Regions from separate parts of the Homo sapiens genome. Here region 2 is linked to region 1. Evidence: chromatin loops called from intact Hi-C (ENCODE). Cell type or tissue: HepG2. All regions are shown on one strand. Each heading gives the region's core, and the rest is flanking DNA. Links, peaks and the distances in the headings are about the cores only. Region 1 overlaps STXBP6 (syntaxin binding protein 6). Region 2 overlaps STXBP6 (syntaxin binding protein 6).

What was found. Hi-C counts contacts between places; a loop is a spot of excess contacts. Peaks named below come from ENCODE experiments on the same cell type or tissue, not always from the same donor. Only the 100,000 strongest peaks of a DNase experiment are listed, where the experiment ranks them.
Region 2: a loop joins it to region 1, with 2.7 times the contacts of the local background. A loop is called at or near these places in 1 of 110 quality-filtered maps.

Annotation. Positions count from the first base shown.
Region 1 is chr14:24,981,561-24,984,479 of GRCh38, forward strand. All of the region lies in intron 1 of STXBP6 (syntaxin binding protein 6), which reads right to left. Among named protein-coding and RNA genes, the nearest start is that of STXBP6, 67 kb to the right of the region's middle. In HepG2, for the core only: no CTCF peak of the experiment used is centred there; a DNase peak (open chromatin) is centred at 1,221.
Region 2 is chr14:24,907,194-24,910,112 of GRCh38, forward strand. The region is part of intron 2 of STXBP6 (syntaxin binding protein 6); the gene reads right to left. Among named protein-coding and RNA genes, the nearest start is that of STXBP6, 140 kb to the right of the region's middle. In HepG2, for the core only: no CTCF peak of the experiment used is centred there; a DNase peak (open chromatin) is centred at 1,728.

The DNA of each region.
Region 1 (2,919 bases), core at 106-2,605:
CCAGATATGTGTTTTTATGAAGGGTAAACTATGTCATTTTTAACACACCCAATTGGTGCAAGGATTATGAGGAAGTGTTATAATTCCTCTCCAACAGAGATTAATATGAGTTGAAACCTTTTGAGCCAGCAACTCTACCATTAGAAAAAATGGTGTGAGCATGCACACACCATGTGTGTGTTACAGATGCATGTTTACCTCAGATCCATTTTTAAGAAAAAATCATCATAAACAACCTAAATACCCATCAATCTTCATTGGTTAAATACAGTATAGCCCATCCACCCAACAGAATATTACATATCCTTTTAAAATTGTGGCACAGACCTACAGATATTGACTTGGAAAAATTGCCAAGAAATAATACAGAGTGAAAACAAGGAGGTTATAAAACAGAAAATGAGCTCATGAATTTGCAATTTTATGTGTATATTTACATGCATAAAGAGATGTCTAGAAAATAGTTTGCCAAAACGTTAATATGATTATCTCTGGATTTTGAAACAAGGAAACAGGTCAGAGATTCTGCAGGACAGTCTTCGTACTCCACTAAAATCTCAGTGGAGTGCTCCTTGAAAATTGCGGTTTTAAGGCACATTCTTTCCACCAAACCTGGAAGACCTATCAAAATACATTTTATTGAGACCCAATTATAAGTTGACCATATTCTTTTTTCAACTCCAGTCCAGGCATAGTGTTGAGAACCCCAAAGTAAATTAGCAAACTCCCACCCTCAAAAAGCTGTGAGAAAGGAGAGCAAACGCTGTGAATAATGACAAGGCTTAGAAGATAACTTTGTAGGAAGAAAATGGTACCCTTCTTCTGTCCAATTGCAGCTCAATGCTGGAGCCTTCAACCTGGTGAACAGAGCACCAGCTACGCGTTAGCCTGCGCTTGCTCTCTTAGATGAATAACTCTGGAACAATGTAAAAACAACACAACCGTACACAACAGCCCTGGTCATACTGTTTAATTCTTTAAGGAAGGAAACGAGGAATTGCTTTTCTGCCATCAGACTGCCAAAGACTATGAGACCCGATTGGCTTTCTTTTCCCTGTACATACTAACTCTCCCTGTGTAAAAGACATTATGTTCACAGGATTCTCTGAGCCCATGACTCATGTCTGCTTCAACTATAAACCTAGATTATTTTCATCTCCTCTTTCCTTGTTTATATGTCCAGTATACACATTCTTCTTGTAAGTCTGATATCCAAAGAACAAACCCTGACCACAAGATCTGTGTTTACACAAGTTTATTTACATTGCGGGTGTACCTTTTAATCTTGTCAATTACTACATCCTAACTTTCACAAATGATATGACAAAGCCAAAAAATAACACCACCAACAAAAGCTACATAGGATATGTCATTTGGAGGATTTATTGAGGTAAGACGAAGATTTCATAAGCATCACTCATTCCAAGGGATTCTATTAATAGGAACTCCACATTCACAAGTTTAAATTCCAAGGACCAGTTAAGCCAGTTCTACAGTATCCATGTACCCTTTCTACAGTAATGGGTAGAAATAAAGAATCATAGTGAAGGCCAGGCTAGAATACACTCATTGGTGTATTATGGATACTGACGAGATTATCAATCTAAAACATAGAACAAACCTTGAAAAGTGAATTGAACCACATCAAAAGAGGAAGGTAGTAACAGAAAAAAATTAAAAAGAGCTCAACTTTTTGACATTCCCCTATTTTTACTGAGCAATCATGTCATTGTAGTATCCAACAACTAGTCAGCAAACTAAGAAAACAATATGTTGACTTGAGAACATCACTTACAGCAGACAGCACTGGAAATAGCCAAATCTATTCCAACCATGTTCAAATACAGGCAAAAGCCACATAAAGATTGACTTAACATGAAAATAAACATTTTAATTATCTGCTAGGTTCTGCACTACTTGCTGAATTAGTTTGTTTCTTTTGCTTACACTGAAGAAAAGACAGAAGGAAAAGCACTAAACCCATATATGAAAGGAAGTAAAAAGTTTGCATAGTAGGTCAGTTGTTTTCCCCTTAGAGGAGGGTATGATTGATAACAGAAATTGCAGATTTAAAAAGAAAACAAGAAGATGTGTCTACCATTAAAAATAAAGAAACAAACAGAAACATAAACTCTCCAGCAAGCATAACATGAGCTTTTTATATTAGATATTTGTTGACTCAAGCTTTAGGTAAATTTTAAGTTTTCTTGATTTAAGCTAATTCTATTTTGGAAAAGACTTAAAATATAACAGTGAAAAAATAATGAGCCTTTAAAGAAAGCCTCCATTTTTTAAGAGTTTGAAACCTATAAAAACCTAAAATACAGTTGAAACAAGTTTATATGCTTTCTAAAATTTTTTAAATCAGAGCAAAACTTCTTTAAAGTATTCTCTAAATCAAACATCAATTTTAAAACATTCCTTATTCATTGAGAGGCCAAGGTGGGTGGATCACGAGGTCAAGAGATCAAGATCATCCTGGCCAACATGATGAAACCCTGTCTCTAGTAAAAATACAAAAATTAGCCGGGCGTGGTGGCATGCACCTGTAGTCCCAGCTACTTGGGGGGCTGAGGCAGGAGAATCACTTGAACCCGGGAGGTGGAGGTTGCAGTGAGCCGAGATCGTGCGACTGCACTCCAGCCTGGCAACAGAGTGAGACTCTGTCTTAAAAAAACAAAAACAAAAACAAAGAAACCAAAGAAAAAGAAAAAAGAAACCTTCCTTATTTGAATCGCTGATTTGGAGAATATCACCACTTTACAATTTCTTGGAAGAGTTTGAGTAAGTTTTCTGTAATTGATATATCATCAGTGTTATACTCCAACATGACGTCTTCACAGCAGTGAGAGGCACAGAAGCAATGTGACACTCTGAGGAGCCATTTTACACATACCTACTCTGTTTAAAAGGCAAGAC
Region 2 (2,919 bases), core at 212-2,711, 74 kb before region 1:
ATGCTGGAGGTGATGCATATCCTAATTACTCGGATTTAATCATTACATATTGTACACAGGCATCAATATAACACATACCCCAGAAATCTATATAGTCATTATGTGTCAATAAAAAATAAACAAGTGAAAGGATATACATGCAGGTATGAAATTTTTATTTAGAAATTTATAAAAGGGGAAATTGCTTCCATTATAATGTACAGTGCAAAGAGCATTAAAAGAGCATTATTAAAGTACACAGTTGTCTATATATCACCTCAATTATATAAAAATGTCTTATGGGTATTAGAAAAGATTGGAAAAACACACCAACATGTTAGCATTTTGAAATCAGAATTGCCATGAGAGAGTCTTTGAATTTTATGTGGCTTCTCTTCTTTTCCATACTTTTTAATTTATTTTCTTCTTTTGTGGCTGATTACTCACAGATTTAATTTCTTAAGAATAAAAATATATAGCCTTTTAATAAGCATTTAAAAAAATCTTATAACAAGTAGTTACACTGAATTCTACTTGTATTTGAAGGGACAATGTTGATAACATTCTGTCCATGAAAGAGACACTGATATTAGTTCCTCTTTTTAAAAGTTTTTTTTCCTTTTTTTTTTAACCAAACCCTTGTTTTCCATTTCCTCTGCAAGGTGCTCCTCCTCCTCTCTTAGATTGCTAAATGTTGAGCATCCCAGGTCTCTGTCTTGGCTACACTTTCTTCCTGGGTCATCTTAACCATCCAGAGCATCACTTCAAACACCACTTCAAAGCTAAGGAACCCCAAATCTGTATCTCACGCCCACAGCAACTCCCTGAGTTCCAGGTTGCAACCCCTAAGCAATGACCCCATTTGGGTGTCTGTAACAGGCCTCTCAAGATAACATGGCCTAACAGCATCAATGATTTGCTACCTCCTCTGTCTCCTAGTCTTTGCTAATCCACACCTCCTTAAGTCTTTCGTCTTTACAATAAATAGTATCACCACTCAGCTGGGTACACTGAAGACCTAGAAATTATCCTTGATTTCATTATTTTCCTTACCATCTTACCCAACTCTATCTTTTAGCACTACTTAGCGCTCTACATATATCCTGAATACAACACTGGTCCCCACTTCTGTGCTTTCACTTGGCCCAAGACACCATCACATTGCCACTGGACCTCTGCACAAGCCTCCTAAGTGGTATACACGCTGATCCCATTTGCTTTCATAAGAGCCAGAATGTAAAACATACCATGGCATGTCTTTGCTTAAAAACTGCCTCCCATGTACTACAATGTGTATAGAAGCTCCAGATCATGGCTGTTGACAAGGCCTTATAGGGTCTGGGCCCACTACCCCTTCAATCTTGTTTCTTCTCCACGTCCACTGTGCTCTAGACATGCTGACCTTTCTTTGGTTCCTCAATTGCATCAAACATTTTGTGCTTTTTGTCCCATCTGCCTGGAAAGCTCTTTCTCAGGTCTTCCTCCACAAATGGTCCTTCCCCTACAACTGAGACCAAAACAGAACCGAAACTTGTCCCAATTTCCTCATAAGGCTTGTGTTGCTCCAGGAACACCAGACTAGCAGCAGCTTTCAGGAGCTCCAACAGCCCTCAAGCAGTCAGAGGCTCGGCTGAGCTGCAGCATTCACAAAAAAGGCTGGTTATTCCTTGTGGTCAGGTTCCACATCAGGCAAACCCCATCACCCACCAGCAGCTAAACTCTAGATTACACAGCTCAAGGACAAGTTAATGGGATTTGGCAGAACATTAAAGAAGAGAAGAAACTACAAAAGAAAAATGCACTGAAAATAGAAATAGGTAAAATACACAGTAGTAAAATTTGTGCCAGCTAAATACATCAAACCATATTTACATTTCTGTGTTATCTTTAGGGATAAGCAGGAAAGAAGACACAGAGTCACTGACGTATTTCTAAATTTGTTCGAATCTGCATTTGACTTTACCTTCAGCATTCTTGAAAGATCAGAATATGAACATCTATAGAATCAAAGGTGCTACACATTGGCACATAAGCCTGCCCTTGAATAAGGTCAACTTACAAACTTTAGGTTTGCGAGTCAGAACCCCTTTCACAGGGGCACTCCAGCCCCAGCAGCACGTCATGCGTGGAGCGCTTTCCAGTTCACACCAGCCAATCCACATGAGCCTCTGTGGTTCTCACAACAACCTAGATATTTTCCCCTTATTTTACAGATGTGGGAACTAATGTCCAGGGATTAACTGCAATTTGGTCAAAGAATCAATTATAAAGTAAGACTAAAGTCTGTTCTTCTCAGTCCTAGCACTTTAGAAAATAAAACTGTTAAGGTGGGGCATGGTGGTTCGTGCCTGTAATCCCAGCACTGTAGGAAGGCAAGGCAGGTGGATTGCTTGAGTCCAAGAGTTCAAGTCCAGCCTGGGCAACATGGTGAAACCCCAACTGTACAAAAAAATAGAAGAAAAAAATCAGCTAGGTGTGGCGGCTAGTTGGTGGCAGGGCCAGATCTAGCATGTATCCTGGATTCCAGAGCATTGTACTTACCAGATATGAGAATTTTTTTTTTTTGACAGTCTTGCTCTGCTACCCAGGCTAAAGTTCAGTGGTGTAGTAGCTGATGACACCACTGAACTCTAGCCTGGGTAACAGAGAAAGACTCTGTCAAAAACTAAAATAAAATTTATCATACCTGGTAAGTACAATGCTCCGGAATCTAGGAGATATGCTAGACCTGGCCCTGCCACCAACTAGCAAGTATGACCTTGAGTGAGTCACCTTAATTTGGGCCGTAGTTTCCTCATGTGTAAAAATAGGTATAATCACATCTGCTCAGCTCTACCACAGGATTGTTTTAAGGAGCAGTTGAGACCTCTGATCACACCTCCTACCACTTGTCCCAGGTCACCGCACCCATCCACACTGGCCTCACAGCTCTCCTCAGGT